Linked DNA regions of Homo sapiens: region 2 is linked to region 1. Evidence: chromatin loops called from intact Hi-C (ENCODE). Cell type or tissue: mammary epithelial cell. All regions are shown on one strand. Links, peaks and the distances in the headings refer to the core of each region. The heading gives the core; the rest is flanking DNA.

Evidence for each region. Peaks named below come from ENCODE experiments on the same cell type or tissue, not always from the same donor. Only the 100,000 strongest peaks of a DNase experiment are listed, where the experiment ranks them.
Region 2: it touches region 1 in a loop (10-fold over the local background); 3 of 110 quality-filtered maps call a loop at or near these places.

What each region holds. Positions count from the first base shown.
Region 1 is chrX:65,741,000-65,749,979 of GRCh38, forward strand. MSN (moesin) reads left to right here. Exons shown (of 13, transcript NM_002444.3): 13 at 1-932. Among named protein-coding and RNA genes, the nearest start is that of MSN, 78 kb to the left of the region's middle. In mammary epithelial cell, for the core only: a CTCF peak has its summit at 5,187; a DNase peak (open chromatin) is centred at 4,122; H3K27ac peaks cover 358 bases.
Region 2 is chrX:66,724,360-66,733,339 of GRCh38, forward strand. No RefSeq gene overlaps it. Among named protein-coding and RNA genes, the nearest start is that of EDA2R, 90 kb to the left of the region's middle. In mammary epithelial cell, for the core only: CTCF peaks have their summits at 4,523, 4,846 and 7,265 (motif pointing left); a DNase peak (open chromatin) is centred at 4,672; H3K4me3 peaks cover 318 bases.

The sequences.
Region 1 (8,980 bases), core at 509-8,508:
AGTATGGTGAGAGAAGCCTGTGCCCTGATCCAAGTTTACTCAACCCTCTCAGGTGACCAAAATCCCCTTCTCATCACTCCCCTCCAAAGAGGTGACTGGGCCCTGCCTCTGTTTGACAAACCTCTAACCCAGGTCTTGACACCAGCTGTTCTGTCCCTTGGAGCTGTAAACCAGAGAGCTGCTGGGGATTCTGGCCTAGTCCCTTCCACACCCCCACCCCTTGCTCTCAACCCAGGAGCATCCACCTCCTTCTCTGTCTCATGTGTGCTCTTCTTCTTTCTACAGTATTATGTACTCTACTGATATCTAAATATTGATTTCTGCCTTCCTTGCTAATGCACCATTAGAAGATATTAGTCTTGGGGCAGGATGATTTTGGCCTCATTACTTTACCACCCCCACACCTGGAAAGCATATACTATATTACAAAATGACATTTTGCCAAAATTATTAATATAAGAAGCTTTCAGTATTAGTGATGTCATCTGTCACTATAGGTCATACAATCCATTCTTAAAGTACTTGTTATTTGTTTTTATTATTACTGTTTGTCTTCTCCCCAGGGTTCAGTCCTCAAGGGGCCATCCTGTCCCACCATGCAGTGCCCCTAGCTTAGAGCCTCCCTCAATTCCCCCTGGCCACCACCCCCCACTCTGTGCCTGACCTTGAGGAGTCTTGTGTGCATTGCTGTGAATTAGCTCACTTGGTGATATGTCCTATATTGGCTAAATTGAAACCTGGAATTGTGGGGCAATCTATTAATAGCTGCCTTAAAGTCAGTAACTTACCCTTAGGGAGGCTGGGGGAAAAGGTTAGATTTTGTATTCAGGGGTTTTTTGTGTACTTTTTGGGTTTTTTAAAAATTGTTTTTGGAGGGGTTTATGCTCAATCCATGTTCTATTTCAGTGCCAATAAAATTTAGGAAGACTTCACAGTGACTCAATCGTTCTTTGTGGTATGAGTGGGTAGCTGTAAGATATTTCACTGCAGTTTCTATTTATATATTACCTTCTTATCTTTGGTCTCATTTCATCTATACCTCAGTTCTATGGAGAGGGGTGATATGACTATCCCCATTTTATATAGGAGAGAATGGGCTCAAAAAAGTATAATAACTTCCCAAGGTCACAGGACTGTCTAACTTAATAGTCTGTGCCCTTTCGGTAGTTCCAGGCCAACTTTTCTACTGTGGGTGTGGATCCTGCATTGACCATGTGATGCTCCTGGACTTGCCTGGCATTGGGACCTAAGAGGTACTTATTTGTATCTCTTGATTTCTCTTGGGATGCTCAGGCCCTGTCCTGCCTCTTTGTCAGGAAGGTCTTCAGGCTTTTCCTGCCTCCTACTACCCTCACATATTGTAGTGCCAATAAAGGTCAGGGAAACTACCTTGGGCCCTGTTGCAGAAGGCAGTGGGGAATGGAGTGTGAAGTGAGGATGGAGAGTGTGTGTATGTACAAAAGCTATTGGGTAGTACTTTATAGTTTATAAAACATGTATAAAACATTTTGTAGCCTAGATATGGTTATCCTCATTTTGCAGATGAGGAAACTGAGGCCAGACAAACCTTCTAAACTGTCCTGGACCTGGCACTCTCACTTACCACTTTCCTTCCTGGTAAGCCAACACTTGCAAGGAAAAGTAAGTTATCATATATTTCCTTCCTTCCTTCCTTCCTTCCTTCCTTCCTTCCTTCCTTCCTTCCTTCCTTCCTTCCTTCCTTCCCTCCTTCCCTCCTTCCCTCCTTCCTCTCCCTTCCTTCCTTCCTTCCTTCCTTCCTTCCTTCCTTCCTTCCTTCCTTCCTTCCTTCCTTCCTTCCTTCCTTTCTTTCTCTCTCTCTCTCTGTCTCTCTCTCTCTCTTACTCTTTTTATGGAGTCTCTGTTGCCCACTCTGGAGTGGAGTGGTGCAATCCTGCCTCATTGCAACCTTTAAGCGATTCTCCTCCTGCCTCAGCCTCCGTAGGAGGTGGGACTACAGACACACACCATCATGCCTGGCTAATTTTTGTATTTTTAGTAGAGATGGGGTTTCACCATGTTGGCCAGGCTGGTCTTGAACTCCTGGCCTCAAGTGATCTGCCTGCCTCGGCCTCCCAAAGTGCTGGGATTACAGGTGGGAGCCCATGAGGCCTGGCCCAGTTATCGTATGTTTTGTGAGCTTTAAATCCTTAACAACAACCCTTTGAGGCAGTGGCTCAAAAACTTGTCTGCACATTAGAATCCTTTAAAGATTCCAAAGCCCAGACCATATCTTCAAATCAAATTATAACCTCTAGTATTGGGATCCAGGCACCAGTGTATGTATTTGATGATTCCAGTATGTCCTCCTGGGGGTGGGCAGACATATACTAGGAAGAGGAGACATTTGCACAGCTTCAATTCTAAGGTAGCAGATATAGTTCGAAGTCCCTAGAACATCAGTGTAGGAGGAGGCCTTAGGAGTCTCTGCTAATGATTATCCCAACTGTTGTTGCCTTGGAAAGTGAAGGAGTTTTAGATCCCCTCCAACCACAACCAGAGGATCTCTGTTTTTGGATATTGGGTTGTATGTGTGTAAATGATTTATTTATTTATTTATTTTAAATGGAAAACAGGTAGACTTCTCCCAGGAAGATGGATGTGGCACGCAAGATAATGGCCCTCTAAAGACATCCATGTTCTAATCCATGGGACCTATAAATATGTTACCTTACGTTGCAAAAGGGACTTGGGATGTCATTGGGTTAAGGGTTTTAAGATAGGGAAAGGGTGCTGTATTATCCAGGTGGGCCCAATATAATCACAAGAGTCATTAAAGATGGAAGAGGGTCAGATTCAGAGAGATTTGAATATGCTATGTTGCCGATATTAAAGATGGAGGAAGGGGCCATGAAACAATGAATGCAGGTGGCTTCTATAAAATGGGAGAGTCAAGGAAATGGATTCTCCCCTAGAGCCTCCAGAAGAAATGCAGCTTTGTGGACACCTTAGTTTTAGCTCAGTTTTAGCCCATTTTGGACTTTCATCTTGTTACTGGAAAGGGGTTCGATCCAGACCCCAGGAGAGGGTTCTTGGACCTCTCACAAAAAAGAATTGAGGTGAGTCCATAGAGTAAAGTGAAAGCAAGTTTATCAAGAAAGTAAAATTATGGTTACTCCATAGGCAGAACAGCAGTATGGGCTGCTTGATTGAGTATACTTGTAGTTATTTCTTGATTATATGCTAAACATTATTCATGAGTTTTCTAGGAAAGGGGAGATATTTCCCCAGAACTGAGGGTCTCTCCCCTTTTTAGACTATATAGAGTGACTTCCAAACGTTGCCATGGCATTTGTAAACTGTCATAGTGCTAGTAGGAGTGTCTTTTAGCATGCTAATGAATTATAATTAGTGTATAATAAGCAGTGAGGACTGCTAGAGGTTACTTTCATTGCCATTTTGGTTTTGGTGGATTTTTGCTGGCTTCTTTACTGCATCCTGTTTTATCAGCAGAGTCTTTGTGACCTGTATCTTCTGCTGACCTCCTATCTCATCCTGTGACTAAAAATGCCTAACCTCCTGGGAATGCAGCCCAGTATGTCTCAGCCTTTTTTTTTACCCAGCCCCTATTCTAGATGAAGTAGCTCTGGCTCAAGCATCTCTGACAATCTGACCTCCAGAATTTGTTCTGTTTTAAGCCACTCTAGCATTATTCTCCATTTCCCTATTTCTTGAAATTCCTTATTCTTGAAATGACAATATTATAGAAATGGAGAAGGGAACAAATTAGTGGTTGCCTGCAGTTAAAGAACAAGGCAGGGGATGGAGAGCATGTGAGAAATGGATATGGCTATGAGAGAGCAACAGGAGGGGTCCTTGTGATACCTAGTGTCTTGACTATATCAATGTTAAAATCTTGGTTGTGATATTGAAGGCTAATTTACAAGATGATACCACTGGGAGAACATGAGTAAATTGTACATGGGATCTCTCTGTATAATTTCTTACAACTGTATGTGAATCTACAAAGACCTCAAAAAAATTAATTTAAAAAATAATGGGTAGAGATGCTGGGTATATATCCAAGAGCAATGAGTGCTTATGTCCACCAAAAGACATAGCAATACTATTTGCAATAGCACCAATCTGGAAGCTAGCCAGACTTTCATCAACAGGAGAATGAACAAAACAATTGTATATTCATAAATGGGGTATTACTCAACAATAAAAATGAATGGACTACTGCGATATTGTGAAATATATATATTTGGTCTTCCTCTTATTTCCTGGCATACCACTCCTAAAATCCTTGGGAGCTCCAAAGTGCTGTCTTTTTGTATGCTAATGATTGACTAATAACTTCAGTGTGGGACTGGTCACCAGAAAGACAAAGCATGAATAGAAGGTTGGGACTTTCCTCTAACCTCCAGGGAGGGGAGAGGGGCTTAAGGTCAAGTTGATTGCCAATGGCTAATAGTTTAATCAACCATGCCTACATAATGAAGTCTCCATAAAAATCTATTACGTTGGTGCAAAAGTTACTGCTGTTTTTGCCATTAAAAGTAATGGCAAAAGGTGTGGTGGCGCATGCCTGTAATCCCAGCTACTCTTCGAAACGCTGAGGCACGAGAATCACTTGAGCACAGGAAGTGAAGATTGCAGTGAGTGGAGATGGCTCCTCTGCACTCCAGCGTGAGTGACAGAGCAAGACTCTGTCTCAAAACAAAACAAAACAAAACAAAACAAAACAAAACAAAAACAACCCTCACTCTGGATCCTCCTTGAAGAAGAAGCCAAAATTCCTTAGCCTAGTGGCTCTTCACTATTTGACTTGTCTTATCTTCCACTATCCATCATCATCTATCTCCCCACAGCACTTTGCATTCCAGGCATACTAGACCTGGCATCCCTCAAAATCCCAGACTTTCTCATAATGACGTTCCATTGCAATAATAATTGTAATTAGCATTTATTAAATACTTACTGTTCAGTGTGCTTTACAGGTATTACCACATATCTTCACAGTATCTCTGAGACAAGGGCAGTTATTACAGATAAGGAAACTAAGGTACAGAAAGGATAAGTAACTTGCCCAAAGTCACATAGCTTGGAGTGACAGAGGCAAGATTTAAATGTTTCCTAGAGCTTCAAATTCAGAATAACAAATATATTATTTTTATTCTTATTCCACTTGGCTCATCTTCTTATGCCTCTCTCTCACTTGGTGGCGCCACTATCCACGCCTTTTTCCAGAATAAGAACTTGGATATTTCTCCTTGACAATTTTCTTTCCCTAGCGCGGTCCCAGTGCCCAATCTCCTGCCTTTCATTCTGCAAATAGCTTTTTAATGCCATATCTGCTTCTCTTCTGCTGCTGGGACCGTTGCCTCTAGTGAGTGGCCTCCTCACTAGATCTCCAGTCAACTTTCTATCCTCTGCTGCCAGTAACTTGTCAGAAACTTCTACTCTTCTTTTCTTTGTTCAGTTTCTCCATTCCTACCTGAGTTGGTCTCACATTCTCTGCAAGGCACAAGTGATTTCACCCAGTTCAGTGACTAATTATGGCCTATGTATTAATGACTCCCATGTTTATCTCTCTAGTCCATAACTCTCTCCAAGTTCAATTTGGACAACTAACTGCTCCCTTGAAACCTCTACCTGCATATCTAATACGATTCTTAAAGTTTACTTAGTCAAAGCAGAACGCTTGATTTTCTTCCCAAATCCTTTCCTCCCTCAATCTTCCTCACCTCAGTAAATGATGCCACCATTTGCCCAGTTGCTCAGGCCCCCAAATCAGGCACCATCATTCCTCTTTTCTCACTCCTAGAACCAGTTCATCGGTAGTAAGGCCTGTCCAGTCTACTTTCTTTCTTTATTTTATTTTATTTTATTTTTTCCATATGGACTCTCACTCTGTTGCCCAGGCTGGAGTGCAGTGGCATGATGTCGGCTCACTGCAACCTATGCCTCCTGTCCTCAAGCGATTCTTCCACCTCAGCCTCCCAAGTAGCTGGGACTACAGGCACGCACCACCACTTCTGGCTAATTTTTGTATTTTTAGTAAAGACAGGGTTTCGCCATGTTGACTAGCCTGGTTTTGAACTCCTGACATCAAGGGATGCGCCCACCTTGTCCTCCCAAAGTGCTGGGATTACAGGTGTGAGCCACTGAGCCCGGCCTATCCAGTCTTCTTTCAAATATGACTCCAAACACAACTACTTTTTACTTCCTCCAATTCATCACCTAATCTGAGCCATTATTACCTCTGGTCAGGACAATTGAAATGACTTCCCAACAGGTCTCTCTGCCTCCACTTTTGCTCTCCTACAGTCCATTCTTCACACAGTAGCCAGAGAGACCTTTTACAAGTGTAAATTAGGTTACATCACTCCCTTACTTTAAACCTCCCATGGGTTTTTTTCTTTAATCACACTCAGAATGAAATTCAAATCTGTACTGTTACCTTCCAGGCTCTATGTAATCTGGCCCTTTCTCACCTCTTTTTTCATTTCACCTCTTAGCACCCTTCCCTGGCTTACTATGCTTCAGCCACATTGTCCTTATTTCTTTTCCATTAATATCCCAAGCTCATCCAAGTATCAGGCCTTTAACTGCCCCATTGTCTGGAATGTTCTTGCCAGAGAATTTCCCATGACCGGCTCCTCATCATTCAGGTCCCAGCTCACAGAAGTACCCCTTTATCACCCTATCTGAATTAGTCCCCACTTCCCAACTCACATACACACCTATAATAGCTAACTTATATGGCTTACAATGTGCCAGATACCGTTCTAAGCCCTTTTGCATAAATTAAATCACCCTTACTATGCTCTTACAAGATAAATGCTGTTATTGCACCATATTATAGATGAGGAAGGACACTAAGACACAAAAAAGTTAAACAGCATTCCTAAAGTTACACAGCTAATAAAAAGGCAAACCATGATTTGAATTCATTCTCTATTTCATTATCCTGCTTTATTTTTTCATAACATTTCTCACTAACTGAAATGATCTAATTTATCTATTTCTTATTGTTTATTACCCATCTGTCCATCTAGAATATAACCTTCACAAAGGCAGGGACTTTTTTTGTTCACAGCTGTATTCTCCAACAACTTACCTGGACACAGTAAGTACTCAATGTTTGTTGAATGAGTTAATGGCTCCTCCCTAGGAATGTGCTGCTTTCTCTAGTTGGGATGATCTTCCTCTTTCTTTCTGAATTCCAACATATAATCTTTTTTAAATTTATTTTGTAATTGTTTTTAACTTCTTATTTCCATAGGTTTTTGGGGAACAGGTGGTGTTTGGTTACATGAGTAAGTTCTTTAGTGGTGATTTGTGAGATTTTGGTGTACCCATCTCCCGAACACAGTATATACTGAACCCAATTTGTGGTCCTTTATCCCTCACCCCCTTCCCATTCTTTCCCCGAGTCCCCAAAGTCCCAACATCTAATCTTTTAGGACCAGCTTCAGTCTTGCTTTCCCTCGGAAACCTCCTGTCCATCCTCCCCTCCTCACTAATGTACCATATTGTCTGGTCCTCCCCTGGCTTCAGCTCATGAATGAAATGACACTGAGTGGCTCTCTTCACGTGTGAATCTCAACCTGATTATACAATCCCTCCCAAAAGGGGCAATGTCTTTTTCATCACAAAATCTTCCACTGCCAGACCAAGCTTAGTACATAGGTTCTACATGAACACTTGCTGTATGAATTAGAAACTCAATTTCACTAAAAGCATTACCTTGCTCTTCAGATTATTTATAACCATGTGAAATTGCAGACCTGTCCTGTGGTAGAATTTGCTGTCAAAAGACATTGTTATTTTAACCTCTTGTTTTCTGTCTCCCAGCCAATTCGCCCACCCATAGCTGAAAGTCTTCCAATCCCAGAATAACTTAATTTTTCTCACAGCCCTTGGTTTGGATCTTGTCAGAGGGGTTTAGGAAGTGTCAATTCCACCCACTATTTTTACATATCCATTGACCTCTCCAAGAAAACTTCTAGTTTAGCCTGAGCCCCTTGTCTTGTCTTTCTCTGTTAGTACAATTTTCTTCCTCATCCTGGTTAGGGGTATCTTTGGTGAGTTTTGGGTCTATGTAAATAGAACAACTTGGCAGCAGGGTGGTTCAGCTGCCACTTTTCTGGATAAGTGAAAAACTGTTCAATGGTCTACATTTCTGAGAAGGTAAGGTAAGGGTCTTATTACCAGTGGCAGAATTTAGTCTCACCCAAATAGAAAAGGGCTTGTGGAAAAATATCCAAAATAAAGATAGCTCCATAAACTGCTCCTTGCAAATGCAATATCTTTGCAAAGTAAAACCCTGCCCAAGTACTGTCTGTTAGGGATTTGCTGAGCTGTGTGTTTTTTTTGCAATCAGTGTAGGCCCAAAGGGTCTTTGCTAAAATCCACTCTTGAAACTTGAAAATCCAGAATTATTTCTTCTTCTGAATTATTCCTTCTGATCTTGGAGCCCATGTTTTGTTCCTCTATTCCTCCTTTATTGCTTTCTTTTGCAGTAAGTATTTCCTAATGTAACACTTTAATTTATTTAGTGTTTTCTGCCTTTTTTTTTTTTTTTTTTTTAGTTATTTTGTTAGTGGTTGCTCTAGGGCTTAACATATACGTCTTAACTTGTGAAAATCACCTTCAACTTATACAAACTTAATTCTGGTGAGATAAAGAAACACTTACATGGCTCTATTATCTCCCCCTTTTGTGCTATTATTGTTATGTATATATATATATATATATATATTACATTTATATATGTCACAAATGCAATAATATATTGTTATTACTTTATACAATTTCAAGTCTATTAAAGAAATGGAGAAAAAGAGGAAAGCAAGTATACATTTATAGATTTTGTTATATTTTCTTTCTTTAATATAAATTTGCTCTCATCTACCTCCTTTGGGCTATTACTGTCAAATATATTACATTTCTATATGGTATAGACCCAACAGTATACATATTGCTTTATACAATTGTCTTTTAAATCAGTTAA
Region 2 (8,980 bases), core at 520-8,519, 980 kb after region 1:
TGGATAAAGAAAATGTGGTACGTGGAATACCATGCAGCCATACAAAGGAATGAGTTCATGTCCTTTGCAGGGACATGGATGAAACTGGAAACCATCATTCTCAGCAAACTAACACAGGAAGGGAAAACCAAACACCACATGTTCTCCCTCATAAGTGGGAGTTGAACAGTGAGAATACATGGAAACAGGGAGGGGAAACATCACATACTGGAGCCTGTCAGTTGTGGGGGGCAAGGGGAGGGAGAGCATTAGGACAAATACCTAATGCATGAGGGGCTTAAAACCTAGATGATGGGTTGATGGGTGCAGCAAACCACCATGGCACATGTATACCTGTGTAACAAACCTGCACATTCTGCACATGTATCCCAGAACTTAAAGCAAAATAAAAAAGGAAAACATGCTCAACATCACTAATCATTAGAGAAAAGCAAATGAGAACAACAATGAGGTACCATCTTATGCCAGTCAGAATGGCTATTAAAAAGTCAAAAAAACGACAGATATTGGCAAGGATGCAGAGAAAAAGGAATGCTTATACACTGGTGGAAATGTAAATTCGCAAAACCTGAACAAAAAACATTATGGAAATTTCTCAAAGTACTAAATATACAACTACCTATTACTCAGCAATCCCATTACTTGGTATCTTCCAAAAAGAAAATACATCATTGCATTAAAAAGATACCTGCACTTGCATGTCTATTGCAGCACTATTAAATAGTAAAGACATGGAATCAACCTAAGTGTCCATCAACAGAAGATTGAATAAAGAATGTATGGTATTTATATGCCATGGAATACTACTCAGCCATGAAAAAGAATAAAATCATGTCTTTTGCAACAACATGGATGAGACTGGAGGCCATTATCTTAAATAAAATAACTCTGAAAGAGAAAGTCAAATACCACATGTTCTCACTTATAAGTGGGAGCTAAATATTGTGTACACATGGGCACAGAGAGTGGAATAATAGACAGTGGAGACTCCAAAAAGTGGGAGGGTGGGAGACGGGTGAGGGATGAGAAATTATCTGTTGGGTACAATGTAAGCCATGCAGCCTTTCAAGTGATGGACACACTAAAAGCCCATACTCTACCATTTCTCAATATACCCATGTAACAAAATGCACTTGTGCCCCCTAAATCTACAAAAAAGCTTTTAAAAAGAAAACGGTAAAAAATAATTTAAAAAAAAACAATGTACATACATTAAAAAGAAACAACTTTGTGGGATTTCTATATTGGGGATGGCAAAGACAATAAAGAAAGGGGCTATGATGTTTCACAAAAAGAAATAGAGAATCAGAAATAAGCAGTGTCATGGCAGCCAAGAAAGGGATCTAGTAAAGTACCGTAGTAATTTAAACTAGGGACAGTGTACCTGGGTGGAGTCTTAGCTCTGCTATTTTTACTGGTTATTTGACATTAAACAAGTTACTTAATCTTAAATCTGCCTGTCTTATATGTAAAGAGAGGACACTAAGAGTACCTACCCCAAAGGCTATTGTGAAGATTAAATGCATTAATACATACAAAGCACTTAGTACAATATTTTGCACACAAGAAGCACCTAATAATTATTTACTAGTATTGTTCCCGGAATGAGGGGAAGGATTCTTTGAAAAAGTTTGGCAGTTACTGCAAAGCGAAGGAGACAGAAAAGGTAGGTACATTTTCTGTGTAAATTTATTGAAATCCATCCCCTTGTCCTCCCCATTGCCCCAGCTAGGCTCACTCAGGTCCTTATTATCTCTCTCCTGGGCTTGTTGGACATGGAGTGAAGCAAGTAAGACATGGGTTGAGGAATAGGAAGTAATTGTGTTTACCTGGAGAATTAGGCTAATTAGGGGTCAGGTTGAAGAGGAGTCTTGATTGCCTGGTGGGTCAGTTAAGACTTGATCCCATAAGCAATAGAGAGTTCTGTAGAATTTTGGAACAAAAAATAGTATTACAGAATTGTGTTTTAAGGAAAATTATCTTAGTGAAAGAAAGACTAGGCATGGGAAACTAATTAAGGGGCTTCCCAATAATCCAGGTAGAGATGAATAGTGCCTGACTAAATACTGAAGAAGGAAGAAAATGAAGCAAGAGATGTTGGGGAAATTGATGAGGTTTTGCAAAATCGTTTTTTTTTGTTTTTTTTTTTCTTTTTTTGAGACGAAGTTTCACTCTTGTTGCCCAGGCTGGAGCGAAATGGTACAATCTCGGCTCACTGCAACATCTGCCTCCTGGGTTCAAGTGATTCTCCTGCCTCAGCCTCCCAAGTACAGGCACCCGCCACCACGCCCGGCTGATTTTTTGTATATTTAGTAAAGACAGGGTTTCACCATGTTGACCAGGCTGGTCTTAAACTTTTTTTTTTTTTTTTTTTGAGATGGAGTCTCGCTCTGTCGCCCAGGCTGGAGTGCAGTGGCGCAATCTCGGCTCACTGCAAGCTCCACCTCCTGGGTTCACACCATTCTCCTGCCTCAGCCTCCTGAGTAGCTGGGACTACAGGCGCCTGCCACAGCGCCCGGCTAATTTTTTGTATTTTTAGTAGAGACCGGGTTTCTCCATTCACAGGATGGTCTCGATCTCCTGACCTTGTGATCCGCCCGCCTTGGCCTCCAAAAGTGCTGGGATTACAGGCACGAGGCAAATTCATTTATTATTCAATATCATTGGACACGTATTATATGCCAGGCATATTGAAAGGCACTGGGAAAGCAACACTCATTTAAGAAATATTTGTTGTGTATTTATTTGGGTATGAATAAATAAAGTTGGGGTGGACTCTATTGTAAGTACAGTATTAAGAACAGAGAATACTTTTAGAATCCTAGCAGACCAAAACAGAAAAGGCTCATGGAGATCCTCCCATATTAACCAATCTCCTTCCAATTTCATAAACTGAGACCACAGAGAGGTCAAGTGACTTGTCACAGAACTAATACAAAGGCAAAGCTTTAAATGTGAAACAGGTCTGATCTGATTTCCAGTCCAGTGCTCGGATTACTACTTCCAGATCTGAAGCTGGAAGGTGTTAATCAGGAAGACTACAGAGATGGAGATGGCAAGTATGAACAGCAAGAAACTGAGGGATCGGAAGAGGACGTCTTAAACTGGGGTTGTGTTTTTCTACATTCAGAACCCCAGAGTTTTGCAAACATTACAGCTAAAAAAAAAAAAAAAAAAGAAAAGAAAAAGGCAACATGAAAAAGACAACATTAGAAGGTCAAGGAATGGTGAATTGTAAGATGTGCATGCTAAAGCAGTGTATCCAGTCTTCGAAGGAAGTAGGTCAGGTTAGAAAGTTGTGATTTCTCCAGTGATTCTTTGCTTAACGACAGAGATACATTCTGAGAAGTGCACTGTTAGGTAATTTTGTCACTGTACTAACATCACAGCATGTACTATGATACAAACTTAGATGTCATAACCTAGGCTACATGGTATAGCCTATTGCTCCCAGGCTACAAACCTGTAAAGCATGTCATTGTACTGAATACTCTAGGCAATTGTAACACAATGGTAAGTATTTGTGTATCTAAACGTAGAAAAGGTACAGTAAAAATATGGTATGAATGATAAAAAAAGATACACTTCTATAGGGCATTTACTAATGAGTGGTGCTTACAGGACTAGACACAATTCTAGGTGAGTCAGTGAGTGGTGGGTGAAATGTGAGAGCCTGGGACATTACACTACTGTTGACTTCATAAACACTATAAACTTGAGCTAGGCTAAATTTTTTTTAAAAAGTTATTTCTTCAATAATAAATTTACCTTAGCTTACTGTAACTTTTTTTACTTTTTTAAAAACTTTTTGATTCATTTGTAATGAACACTTAGCTTAAAAGGGAAGCATATTGTATAGCTGTACACAATTTTTTCTTTATATCCTTATTTTTATAAGCTTTTTTTCTATTTCTTAAATTATCTTTTTCTTTCTTTCATTTTTCTTTCCTTTTTTTTTTTTTCACTTTTTAACTTTTTTGTTAAAAACCGAGACAGAAATATGCACATTAGCCTAGCCCTACACTGGATCAGGATCATCAAGATATCATTAGGCAGCCAGACGCGGTGGCTCATGCCTGTAATCCCAGCACTTTGGGAGGCCGAGGCAGGCGAATCACCTGAGGTCAAGAGTTCGAGACCAGCCTGGCCAACATGGTGAAAAACCATCTCTACTAAAGATACACACAAAAAAATTAGCCAGACGTGGTAGCGGGCGCCTGTAATCCCAGCTACACAGGAGGCTAAGGCAGGAGAATTGCTTGAACCTGGGAGGCAGAGGTTGCAGTGAGCCGAGATCGTGCCATTGCACTCCAATCTGGGGGACAAGAACAAAACTCTTTCTTAAAAACAAACAAAAAAAGATATAATTAGATTATAGAAATTTTTCAGCTCCAGTTCCATGGTAATCTTATGGGACTATCATCATATATGTGGTCCATCATTGACATCATTGATCCAAACGTCCTTATGCGGCTCATGATTATTTCCCTAGGACCACAGTCAGGGAGGAAAAAGATGTACTCCAGCGACCTCTGCTGAATTCCAAAGGCTGCGGCCATAGTTCCTGGTGACGCAGACAGTCTGATAAAAAACTAAAATGGCGGTGTCGCCCGTACACGTCGTGCAGCAGAGCATGACGGAAAGGACTCTGCTGGAACGACTGGCGGCACAGACTTAAGGCCGGACTCCACTCCCCACCCTCTGTAGTTGGGGCTTCATACCCCTGAGCTATGATGGCACCTTATTGTGAAAACGCCCTGAAAGTGCGAAGAGGTCTCTAAGCCACAGGTGTGGCGATGTTGTTGTCATTACCAGGGACATTCCAGTAGGCGGCGATAGAGGGCAGTATGAGTGCCGCAACCACGCCCTACTTTTTCTAGAGCTGGGTTGTTAAATGATAGGGTTTGATAGGGTTTGAGGCCGAGTCAGAGTTTAAGAATGGTGGAATTTAAACTTTAAAGCTAGGAGTTTTCATCTGAGATTCCTACCGGAAATACACAAGGGTTTGTAGCAGTGGTGAAGGTCAGGAAGTGAATTCCTTGAAATAGTATATAAAAATAAAAACGTAAATTTCTCTGCACTTGTAGGGAGAGAAGGTCCATAGCTTTCATCAAAGAATTTGGTGAATCCTTGCCTTAGGGGTTGGGGCTCCGGGCCAGGGACAACATAGTATAACAATAATGCAGAACTGTAGAGCCAGACTTTCTGGTTTCACATCTTTACCTCTCTAAATCCTTCCTATGTCATCTTAGGCAATGCACTTAACCTGTTTCAGACTCAGTTTCTTTATCTATAAAATGAAGATAACAGCTGTGCTGACTTTTTAATAGACATTCTGACTGGCATAAGATGGTACCTCGTTGTTTTCATTTGCTCTTCTCTGATGATTAGTGATGTTGAGCATGTTTTCCTTTTTTAATTTTACTTTAAGTTCTGGGATACATGTGCAGAATGTGCAGGTTTGTTACACAGGTATACATGTGCCATGGTGGTTTGCTGCACCCATCAACCCATCATCTAGGTTTTAAGCCCCTCATGCATTAGGTATTTGTCCTAATGCTCTCCCTCCTCTTCCCCCACCCCGACAGGCTCCAGTGTGTGATGTTTCCCTCCCTGTTTTCATGTGTTCTCACTGTTCAACTCCCACTTATGAGGGAGAACATGTGGTGTTTGGTTTTCTGCTCCTGTGTTAGTTTGCTGAGAATGATGGTTTCCAGTTTCATCCATGTCCCTGCAAAGGACATGGACTCATCCTTTTTTATGGCTGCATAGTATTGCATGGTGTGTATGTGCCACATTTTCTTTATCCAGTCTATCATTGATGGACATTTGGCTTGGTTCCAAGTCTTTGCTATTGTAAATAGTGTTGCAATAAACATACATGTGCATGTGTCTTTATAGTAGAATGATTTATAATCCTTTGAGTATATACCCAGTAATGGAATTGCTGGGTCAAATGTTATTTCTGGTTCTAGATACTTGAGGAATCACCACACTGTCTTCCACAATGGTTGAATTAATTTACACTCCCGATAACAGTGTAAAAGCGTTCATCCCATTCAAGACATAGGCATGGGCAAAGACTTCATGACTAAAACACCAAAAGCAATAGCAACAAAAGCCAGAATTTACAAATTGGATCTAATTAAACTAAAGAGCTTCTGCACAACAAAAGAAACTATCGTCAGAGTGAACAGGTAACCTACAGAATGGGATAAAATTTTTCCTATGTTTATGTTGGCCACTTATGTGCTTTCTTTTGAAAAATGTCTGTTCATGTATTTTGCCCACTTTTTAATTGGTTATTTGTGTTTGTTTCTTGTTCAGTTGTTTGAGCTCCTTGTAGATTCTGGATATTAGTCTTTTGTTGGATGCCTAATTTGCAAATATGTTATTCTATTCTGTAGGTTGTCTGTTTACTTCATTGATTAAGAAATTCCACAAAGTTTTGCTCTTCGTCTCTCTTTATGTACTTGAATAGACAACATCTATTAGCAGAGTGTGTGTCAGAGACAGCCCTTAGCACACTTATAAGGTTTATCTCATTGACTCTTTTCAGCATCTCTCTGAAGCATGTACTATTATTATCTCTATTTTACAGGTGAGAAAACCGATGGACAGAGAAATGAGGTAACTTGACTAACATCACACAGCTGGCAAAGAGCAGAGCTTCAATAGGAACTCAGGCAGTCTAATTCCAGAGGCCATACTCTTTTAGCCCATACATTTGTGTTGTTTTGCTTTGTGACTAAAAGCCAGACTCTAGATCTAGTTTTTCTGCTGAGTTCAAATTCCAGCATTACCACTTTCTAGTTGTGTGACTTTGGGCAAGTGACTTCACCTCTCTAAGCCTCAGTTTCCTCATTTGTGAAATGGAAGAACAATAGTAAGGCTGATGTGAAGATTAAATGAGTTATTTATGTAAAATACTTACAATAATGTTTGAAACCAGGTAAGTAGTATGTAAATGTCTCAGTTCCCCAGGCAAGATTGGTGGGAAATCAAAAGTCAGTCTTTTTTTTTTTTTTTTTCCTTGCAGCTTTCTAACATTACACAGAACTGCCAGGCTTAAACCAGGTTTAAGTAGTCCAGAAAAAAAAAATGGGTTATGTAGTCTTCAGCAGTCCCTCATGGCTGCCTTCTGGTGCTCACTGGTCATGTCCCAAGTGGTCCATTTCAAGGCTTTGTAATCCTTCAGTGCCAAGTCTCTAACAGGAGCTCACAATCTGATTTATTATGCTATACTGCCCCCTTCTGTGGATTATAGGTAATCAGTAACTATAGGGCTTACAGGCTGAGTTTCTCACATGCTTAATAAATGGTAGTGATTTTGTTTTATTAGCTTTAACGCTCACTCCTATTAGCGTGACTCCCAACCCTTAATGTTACCATGAGCAAACTAAAACAGGGAATAAGGGCATCTATCAAGGGCACATAAATAGTAAGTGATGGAAGTCTGGATTTGAATTCAAGCTTTGATAATTCTCACATTCCCAACTTTTAATTTTTATTGTATGTCTCTTTTTTAAATATTTCTGAATATGATCACATATAAGGACTGTCTATTTCCTACTTTAAAATCTTTTTCTCCTTTAGGAAGTCTTCCTGTATTCTGGCATATTATATTGTACTTCTATGTTGACTATTTTTAAGTTGTTTATGGAGGCGTGTATTATCCTCTATTTTTAGGTAGCTGAATAAAAAGAATGAGTTTTCCAATTCCTTGTTGAATTGGTTTCTAGAAAAAATGCCATTTAGTGAGAATATACTAAAATTCAAGAAACTCAGTTAAAAGGAGACTGGAGAAGAGCACTGAGATAAGTAACTCATGGACCCTGGTAAAGTATACTTGATAATAATAGGTGTTTAAAAAAGTCAACATCTCAAGAGCATGATTTATTTCTTATAAAAGATTACATCCCTCACAATCTAGCTCAATGCCTTATTTATAGTAAGAACTCAGGAAATATTTGTTGAATTGCCATTTAGAGTTTGCTGATAGGCTTCAGTCAATTTCAATCAAGTAATAATATATTTCCTCTGGATAGCTAGAAATGAAAATATTCTAATAAGAAAGATTTGCAGGTCATGAAAAATTTAACCTTTTACATGCAGACTTGTATCTTCATATTTTTAATAATAAGAATCACTGCAAAGTTAATAAGACAGTTCTGGGTTTTAATGTAGTAATAATAAATATGTAATGTTATTTGATTTTTCTTATTAAAGTGAGAGTCTTCTATAAGAATAATCATGAGGCATTGATAGAGGTGGAGTCAAAGATGTACATATAGCTTTGTGTGTCACAGCACTGATCAAATAATGAGTCTGAAGCTCATTATTATCATATATCATAACTTATTTTATTTATTAATGGTTTTGCCTCTCTTCTCTAAAAATTGAGAGAGATGTGGTTAAGTATAATATGGAAGACAGTAGCATAATTGTTTTCTATTTTGTAAACTTAATGGGTAAATCAAAAGCCAAGCAGCTGTTTAAAAAGTAATAATTTTATCTTTTAGAAAATCCTTATCAATATCAGATGTAAAGCAGTGTAATGAGAAGACCACTAAACTGGGAGTCAAAAGCATTTTATTCTGGTCCCAGCTCAACTTCTTGTTTGTGTGATCCCCTACTAGTTCCATGCTCTCCTCTCTGACCTTCAGTTTTCTCGTTTGTAAAATGAAGATTACAATGCCCATAAGGTTTTAGTGAGATTCAGTGAAACTGCTTTGTCAAAGTGTTGTACAAATTAGAAATAGTGTTATAGTAAGGCATCGGTAATGTTTTCTTTTTCTTGTCAAGAGTCTTCTAATGCTATCAGTTATTTTAACATCTGTAACATAAGACACCACATCAGTATCATTGTAAGCTTTAATCTACACTTGAATCACACCGGTATTAAGTCAATTGATGATATACAAAGGAGCAGTATCCATCATCACTCCAAAAAATTGTGCTGGTACATATTGGAGAGTGC